3 separate regions of the Homo sapiens genome follow, and all the other regions are linked to region 3. A link is a contact called in ENCODE Hi-C or POLR2A ChIA-PET data. All regions are on one chromosome and are shown on one strand. The core of a region is the stretch at or near the end of the contact, and the rest is flanking DNA. Distances in the headings are between cores, read along the strand shown.

The links. A loop is a pair of places that touch in the nucleus more often than their neighbours do. ChIA-PET counts read pairs that join two places held with the same protein, here RNA polymerase II (POLR2A). Pooled maps may share reads with other maps.
Region 1: a loop to region 3 is called in a pooled map, with 7 times the contacts of the local background. The contact joins the promoter of DISP2 here to the promoter of BUB1B in region 3. A Hi-C loop is called at or near these places in 7 of 50 pooled maps. POLR2A ChIA-PET finds 5 or more read pairs at or near these places in 2 of 52 experiments (RWPE1 and activated CD4-positive, alpha-beta T cell).
Region 2: a map of CD8-positive, alpha-beta T cell shows a loop between it and region 3 (6-fold over the local background). The contact joins the promoter of INAFM2 here to the promoter of BUB1B in region 3. A Hi-C loop is called at or near these places in 4 of 168 maps with a recorded cell type or tissue (B cell, CD8-positive, alpha-beta T cell and naive thymus-derived CD4-positive, alpha-beta T cell), 1 of 37 single-sample maps with no recorded cell type and 10 of 50 pooled maps. POLR2A ChIA-PET finds 5 or more read pairs at or near these places in 1 of 52 experiments (activated CD4-positive, alpha-beta T cell).

What each region holds. Positions count from the first base shown.
Region 1 is chr15:40,356,769-40,359,468 of GRCh38, forward strand. DISP2 (dispatched RND transporter family member 2) reads left to right here and starts at 1,451. Exons shown (of 8, transcript NM_033510.3): 1 at 1,451-1,672. The coding sequence starts at 1,554. RefSeq lists a silencer at 1,372-1,631.
Region 2 is chr15:40,322,271-40,324,970 of GRCh38, forward strand. It overlaps INAFM2 (InaF motif containing 2), which reads left to right and starts at 1,422. Exons shown (of 1, transcript NM_001301268.2): 1 at 1,422-2,700. The coding sequence starts at 1,786. The coding sequence ends at 2,247. LOC112268152 (a long non-coding RNA gene) reads right to left here and starts at 1,373. Exons shown (of 3, transcript XR_002957721.2): 1 at 973-1,373. RefSeq lists silencers at 1,110-1,479, 1,810-1,889, 1,900-2,129.
Region 3 is chr15:40,159,787-40,162,486 of GRCh38, forward strand. It overlaps BUB1B (BUB1 mitotic checkpoint serine/threonine kinase B), which reads left to right and starts at 1,283. Exons shown (of 23, transcript NM_001211.6): 1 at 1,283-1,469. The coding sequence starts at 1,435. RefSeq lists enhancers at 1,417-1,516, 1,537-1,666, 1,674-2,438.

The sequences.
Region 1 (2,700 bases), core at 201-2,700, 200 kb after region 3:
AACTTTCCAGCCCCCTTACCTTTGTTTGCACAGGTAAGGAAGAATGCCCCCACCCCAGGTCAGGAAGGCCTTCCCTCTCTCCTACCTCCACATTTCAAAGCCCACCCTTTCTTCCAAGCCAGCTGAAGCCCCACCATCTCCAAGAAGCCTTCTCTAAGGCCTATTAGGAAGAAAGAGGTCCTTCCTTTTTGCATACTGTCCCCTTCTCAACCACCTCATGGGCCTCACCATATCTTGCCTATTGGCAGCAATTTATGGGCTGGCCCTTTATCTCTCCAACCAAACTATAAGCTATTCAGGGCAGACCCAACACTTCTACACCTCTAGATTCTTCCACCCCATTTCTTATGACCTGTGTCTTACACGGACTGGCATTGGCACACATTTTAGGGATACCTATAGTCCAAGTGTTCCTGACTCTCTCCTCAGCCCCATGTCTTCAACCAAGGCCTCTCCCTGCACAAGTAACCAGGCCCTGAACAGCCTGCTTGCTGTAAAACCCTTTCTGCCTAGTCAAATCCCACATCCAGGATCCTCTCCACTCCCAGCCCCCCAGGCTTCTCACACTGCCAATATCTATTCTAGTTCTAGACCCCTTAGCCAGGCCTGTCCACAGTCCATCATACCCAAATGTGCTCTACTCACAGCTACTCCCTGGTGGGGGAGGTGGCACTGGAGTCAGTGGCTATTGGGCACCTCCCAGTGCCCTGGAGTCAGTGGCTATTGGGCACCTCCCAGGCTGAGGTGGGGTGGGGGGGCAGCGGTGACTATAAAAAAGGATCTGGGATCACTCAATATACCCTTATAACAAACCTGCACATGTGCCCCTGAATCAAAAATTAACCTTAGCTTACTGTGATTTGTTTGCTTTATAAACCTTTTAAATTTTAAAAAAGAAAGAGAAGGAGCTGGGGATGATCTGAGCGCCTCTCTTCTTCCCCCACCTCCTTCACCAGACTGCGCACTTGAGTAACGGAGTCAGGGCTCCGCATCTAAGGGGTGCACACCCAGGTCCAAGTCGAAGTCCAGAAGGATGGGAAGAAAGACCCAACCTGATGCCTCGCCCCACTGGGGAGGGGAGGAGGGCGCTGAGCGAGCCGGGAACCTCGCAGGCCTGAAGCCGCCCGCCTCGACCCGGGGCGTCCAGCGTGGTGAAGTGCGGGCGTGGAGCTCGCCCTCTATCCGGCTGGAAGGGTCTGCGTTTTGATTTGTGAGGATCTCTGCATGTGTCGCGCTCTCTGGTTCCTTACGGGAAGGCCGAGGCCGCTAGGAAGGGTTGCACGGCCGGACTCCTAACAGCGGCTCTCTGGCCTGGCGGGAGCAGAGGGGCGCTCACATCCGCAGCCCCGGGATCTTAGAGACAGAGCGCTCCGCTCCGGCAGCGGCGCCGCGCCCATTGGCTGGGCTCCTCCTCGCCCCGCCCAGCGACCGGCCCGCTCAGAGCCTACGCATGCGCACGAGCACCCCGCCGCCGCTGCCGCCGCCACCGCCGCCGCCGCCGCCGCCGCCGCGGCTTCAGCACCAGCGCCCGGACAGCGGTGCCGCCCACGGGCATGGACGGTGACAGCAGCAGCAGCAGCGGCGGCAGCGGTCCGGCTCCCGGCCCGGGTCCGGAAGGGGAGCAACGGCCCGAGGGGGAGCCCTTGGCCCCAGACGGCGGCTCCCCGGACAGGTAGGGCGGACAGCTCCGCAGATCCGTATCACAGACCCTCCCAGACCCTCCCCGCCCCAGGTATCCCCAGTAGCCGCCATATGTTGCCCCATTCATTCCCCAGACCCTCCCGGAGCCCCTTCCCGGGGTCGCCAAGCTCCAGGCCCCCCTCGCCACGCCCTCATCCTGCCGGGTCAATTTCCTCGCTCCCTGACACCCCCTAGTGTCAGCCCCCATCGCCCTCCCCGCTTAGGGAACCTGCCCCACCCACGGCTCCTACCCCTCCTCTCAGGCCAGGACTCCCTGGCTCCTCCGGCCCCTCCTTCTAGGCCCTGCCCCTGCGTCTTCTCCGGAAGCCCCAAGCCCGCAGTAACCTCAGTCCGGGTTTCAGCGTGCCAGTGTGCATGAAGGTGTGCGTGAATCGCGGATGGGAGGCTCGCCAAGGCGGGTGTCCTGGGGAAGGCAGACATTCGGCAGGCACGTCAGGGACTGTCTTTGTCACCATCAGTCGCTTGCCTGCCCTGCATGACCCCCAGCTGTGCACGTGTGGGTTCCAGTCCCTGCATGTGGCAGCCACACTGGCTGGAGCCGCTAAGATGGGAAGGATTTGGTGCTCAGGCTGCTGGCCTGTACCACCCCTGGAGGAGCCCCATACTGGTGGGACAGGAGGGACACCTTCCTGCTGAGGGCCCAGATCTCAGCACCTCTCTTCTCCCTTCCTCCACCATATGTGTGAGGGAACAGCCCAGCTAGGTAGCAATATGGCGCAATTTCTGTGCCCTGCCTGGCTCTGCCGCCCCCAGAATCCCTCCTCTGACATGACACTGCCTCTTTCCTGCCTGGACTGAAATAAAAGGCATTCCTTGATAGCAATAGCAGAAGTGGACACATCGTCTCCAGAATACCCCAGTTAAAATGTACATTCTGTACCCCAGAGGGGGAGAAAGCCCCACAAGTAGAGAGAAATGCTTTCTTCCCTTTATTGTTAACACATTAGCCTGGATAGATTTAGCCACTCTTCAGTCTGAAAGTCACAAAGCCTTCAAGAA
Region 2 (2,700 bases), core at 172-2,671, 160 kb after region 3:
AGGGGGGTCCTCTGGAAGCCAAAGATTCCTGGAGGAGGGGGGGAAGTGAGAAGGGCAGAGGGGATCCTGCCCCACAGGGTAGAAGCCAGGTCAGGCTCACACTTGCAGGGGCTTGAGGGAGGGTTCACCCACAGAACCCCATCAGAACCACAGTTCTGTTCCCCAACACACGCCCAGACAAGTCTCCCTCACTCATTCAGACACCCAGGCAGTCCATATGCCCAGTTCTGGGAACACAGGAAGTAGCATCCAAGGAGGAGGGAACCAGAATTCTGGAAAGCCTTATAGAGAGGGAATGGGGAGGAGAGAAGGCAGGGAGAGCAGAGAGCGGAAGGAGGGGGAGGGCACAAGTAAAGCCGCAAGGGAGAGTCTGAGCATGAAGGGTTGTTAGCACCTAGGGGGTCCAAAGACCAGGCACAGAGCCCACTGCCTGGCGCCTGGCCTGGAGCCAAAGAAGACAAACCTCACATGGGAAAGTGGGGAGGGGACAACCGCCCAAGCCTTGAGGTCTGGAGGGGATCTGAGAGTGAAAACGCTCTAGGAGTCCTGAGAGTTAAACTCCTCAGGTTCAGTGCAGCTCCTTGGGTCCAAATCCAGGCCAAAACCAGGAATTGGAAGACCCAAAAAGCGGGACCAGCGACCTGCGGCGAACTTTGGGACTAAGGTGGCAAGCGAGTCTGGAGAACAGCTCAGTCCGTGGCTCTGTCCCGGAGGCTCAGGGTTGGCGGGGTGAGGCGGGCTGGGGTACGCAATTGCGACGACTTCAGTAGAGCTCCGAAGCCCAGCCTGGACTGGGTGGAAGGAACACAACCAGCTGCGGCCCCAGTGAGCGCTCCAGGTGCCAGAACCGCCTACCCCTGGCGTCAACCAGGTTCTTTAGCTGTGAATGGGCCTGGGAGACCCACCCAGGGGGTACGCGGTGCGGGGAGCAAGCTGAGAGCTGGAACGTGGTATCTTCCCTATCCCTCTTACCGTCCCCTCCCAGAGGATAAACCTAGGCCTGGAGTCCGAAGCCCAGGCTGCTATTCCACCTGTCACTTCGGAGCCTCGGGGCGGAGCGGGGAGGCGCCAGAGTTGACAGCTCGCGCTCCGACCGCCCCCTTCTAGCTCCGCACTCCGCCTCGCACAACGCCGTTCCCCCTTTTAAAGAAGTGCCCGGGGCTCCACTCTACGCCGCGCCAGCCCACCAGGGGTCGCGGTGACGTCGCCCGTTTAAGAGCCAGCCTCCCTTAACTCTCTCTTAACGGGGCGTCCCGGCGGGGCTCGCGGCTCCCGGCAGCCGCCGCCTCCCCTCGCGGCACTTCCGGACCCCGGCGTCGCCCTTTTAAGGGGCAGCCCCCAGCAGCGCTCTCCCCGCCCCCTGTTGCCGGCGCGCGAGGCGGGGGAGCCGGGCTGGAGCGGAGCGCGCGGTCCGCGCGGCCACTGGAGACCAGGCGGCCGGCGGCCGGGCAGGCGGCGGCGGAGCGCGCGGCGGCGTGGCGGCGGATGGGGACGCGGAGCCGGGCGGCTGTGGCGGCTGTGGCGGCTGTGGCTGTGGCGGCGGCGGGGAAGCAGCTGACGGGCCGGCGGCGGCGGCGGCGCTGGCGGCGGTGACTGGTCCAGGCCCCGGCGGCGGCTGCAGCAACGCGGTGGCGGGCTGCGGGCGGGCGGCGTGAGGAGCGGCGGCGGAGCGCGGGGCCGCCGGGAACCGAGGGCGCCGGGCCGCCCCCTGCCCAGTCCTTGCAGGCCGCCAGGCCCCCTCCAGCCGGGGCCGTGGAGCACCGGGGCAAAGGCCGGGGCCCCCCCATGAAGGAGCGCGACGCGGCCCCGGCCGAGCGGGGCAAGCCGGCCACCTACACCGGGGACAAGAAGGCGAAGATGGCGGCCAAGACCAACAAGAAGTGGGTCCGGCTCGCCACCGTGTTCGCCTACGTGCTCTCCGTGTCGCTGGCCGCCATCGTGCTCGCCGTCTACTACAGCCTCATCTGGCAGCCGGTGGGCGCCGGGACCTCGGGGGGAGCCGCTGGCCCGCCCCCCGGCGGCTCCAACGCCACTGGCCCGTCTGGGACTTCGGGGGCGGCGGCGGCGGGGCCCAACACCACTGGGTCGTCCCGCCGCGAGGCGCCGCGCGACGTTCCCCCACTGCAGGCGGCGCGACCGGCGCCTCCGGAGCCCCCTGCGGACAGCCCCCCGGCCGGGCCGCTCGAGCGGCCTCGGGGGCCGGACGAGGACGAAGAGGAAACGGCGGCGGCGCCCGGGAGTCGTTGAAGCCCTCCGCGCTGGGGGCCGCCGGGAACCATTCTCCCCAAGCCCAGAGGCAGGACTTCGCAGCAGGATGGGGTGGAGAGCCCGCGGGAGTGACCCCCACGAGAGTGAACGCCCCTCACACTCCCACCATCGCCGGCTGGCCCCGGAGCGGGAGGCCCGCAGCCAGATCTTCAGCCAAGGGACCACGATTCGCCGGGGGGCTGGGGGTTTGCTGCCCAGGACCGTGCTGCACCAGGGCCCTGAGCCGTAGGGGGATGGGGGGAGGGGTGGGGAGATCCCGGCACCAAACCCTTCTGCGCCGCTCGCTCTGGTGTATCCTACATGCAGGGGTGACTGGGGCTTTCCCCCAAGACTCAGGGGAAGGATGGAGCTGTAGGGGCTCTTTTTAAGTAAGCTGAAGCTCTCGAAAGGAGGAGGGCACCAAAAGTAGTGGAGCTCAGGTACGTCAACCTA
Region 3 (2,700 bases), core at 33-2,532:
TGGAGAATGACAATAAGCCAACAACAAGAGTAGAGGCGAGAAATGGAGAGAGGCCCAGTCCACATGAGTCCTGGGTTAAGCTTTATCTGAAGTCTTTTATATATAAAAGACAGTAAATTCCCTTTTCTGAGTAGGCCGATTTAAGTTGGATTTCTACTTCTTTGGAATCAAGAGTCCTGATGATTCAGAGGAAAGAAGGACTTATATAACATGAACAAAGACAGAAAGCTGGGAACTAAGAACCAGAGGGTAGTGGACAGTATCCTCAGCATCTGCCTCTGGGAAGTGCCACCTCTCTGACCATCCCCACAGTCATAAAGGAGAACTCCCCTGTACCTGGGCTTTCTTAAATGACCCTGTTCCTTCCTCAAGGTGGCTAATGCCTGTAATCGCAGCTACTGCGGAGGCTGAGGTGGGAGGATCACTTGACCCCGGGAGTTGGAGGCTGGAATGCAGTAGCCCCATGATGGGGCTACTGCACTCCAGCCTGGGCAACAGAGCAAGAAGAAGACCCTGTCTCTAAAACAAAACCAACCAACCAAACAAACAAAAAGACTCTACTCCCCTGGTCACATCTGAGCTATCACAATTTCTTCCTCAGAAAATTGAAATTGCAACAAACAGTTTAATGTCAGTCAAGGCTAGTCCCCTGAAGGGGAAAAGAGGTAACACCTTGGGAACCATAGCATGGCTGTGTTTACTGCTTGTGGACTGAGCAGAAGAGAAAGCAAGACAGTATCATCACTTTATAGATGAGGAAAACTGATGGTCAGAAAGATTATGTAGCTTGCCTAAGGTTGCACATTTGGTATGATTTTACAGAACTAGAATCCAGCTTTTTGAATTCAAGGGTGGGGCAGGAAACAGCTAGGTCAGTGGCCTAAGAACTCCGGACGGGTGAGATTTGGGGCAGACAGCAGGGGTAGTCACCCTACAAGAGTCACGCCAAGTGCAAGCACTCAGAGACATCTCCCAACACTCAAAACAGCAAAGAAGTTCTGGTGCTTTAAGTGTTCCTCGCTCGGCTCAGAGACTCGGCTTCGAGCCGCGACTCAAGACAGCACCTGGGGGTATTTGTTTTGCCTAAGCCTGCTGCACTTCCACGGCCATTGAATCCCAAAAACTACAATTCCCATTATGCACCGCGAGTTCGCGGACTAAACAGGCATAAACTACAAGCCCCAGAATGCCTTGGGCGAGACGCGAGAGCACGGAGGAGCGGAGGGGCGTGGCCACGTCGACCGCGCGGGACCGTTAAATTTGAAACTTGGCGGCTAGGGGTGTGGGCTTGAGGTGGCCGGTTTGTTAGGGAGTCGTGTACGTGCCTTGGTCGCTTCTGTAGCTCCGAGGGCAGGTTGCGGAAGAAAGCCCAGGCGGTCTGTGGCCCAGAGGAAAGGCCTGCAGCAGGACGAGGACCTGAGCCAGGAATGCAGGATGGCGGCGGTGAAGAAGGAAGGGGGTGCTCTGAGGTAGGTACGGGAGAAAGCTGCTGGGGGCTGGGCCTGAGAGGACACGGCCTGGTAGGTAATAGAAGGCTCCGCTCGGAGCAGTCGAGGGGGAGATCGGCACCGTCAGAACAGACCCCACCGGAGCCTCCTTCCTTTTGGAGTAGAATGCCGGAGGTGGAGGTGAAAACGCAGTGGACTGAGGGCACGTGCGAATCCTGCCGCATCCAGCTTCAAAGCGAAGAAGGCTGCGGGACCCCAGCGGAACAAAGAGTTTGGAAGTTGCAATGTTGTCTGTTTGTAACTCAGCTCAGCCACCTGCTAGTTGTTTGACCTTGGGCAAATCGTTTGTATGGAAAATGCTGATGTTAATGCTGCCTTACGTGGTTCTGGGGGAATTCAAAGTATTTGTTAAGTAACTGCTTCCAAATAAGCGCTCAACAAATGGCAGGTGCTATGCCAATAGCACAGAGATCTGAAAGCCTTTAGCCAATATCATAGAGATCTAAATTATGCCAATAACATAGAGATCTAAAAGCCTTTTTCTGCATGTTTGCGGCTTTTCCTTGTATTAAAAAAACTATATTGCAGTTCTAGGTTGGAAATCTGTATGTGTTTTCACTGTGGTGCCCGCAATACCTAGATAAGTGCTATGTCATGGGCTCTTTCATTCATGTAACAAGTATTTTTTTGGCTAAGCTCTGAGTGCAGCAAATATACAGACACAAAAATCTCAACCCTCATGAAGCTTAAGTTCTGGCATGGGATGAAGGTGGGGGAGTCAGACAATAAAGACAAACTGTTAGGTGGAGATGTGGTCAGTACTAAAAAAAATAATAAAGCAACTGGGTGTAGTGAATATTGGGGGTGGGGATTGGTGCAATTTAACTTGAACACTGGAGTCTCACTGAGGAGATGTCACTTTGGTCAAGACTTGAAGGAATCTCAAAAGCTAGAGGTTCTATATCTGAGGAGAGTACAAAGGCTGAGGGTGAGAGCTAGGGGAGGAAGTTGCACCTGGCATGTCCAAGGCCATTGTCACTGGAGCAGAATTAACTAGAAGAGTAAAAGGATATTATGTAAAAATGGTGAAGATGCAGATTGTAAGGACTTAGCTTTTACTCTAGTTGTAATCAAAAGTCATTGGAAGGTTTTGAGCAAAGGAAAGACATAATCTGACTTGGGTTTAAATGGGGTCACTTTGGCTGTAGTGTTGAATACACTAAAGGCAGCAAAGGATGGAAGCAAGGGACAC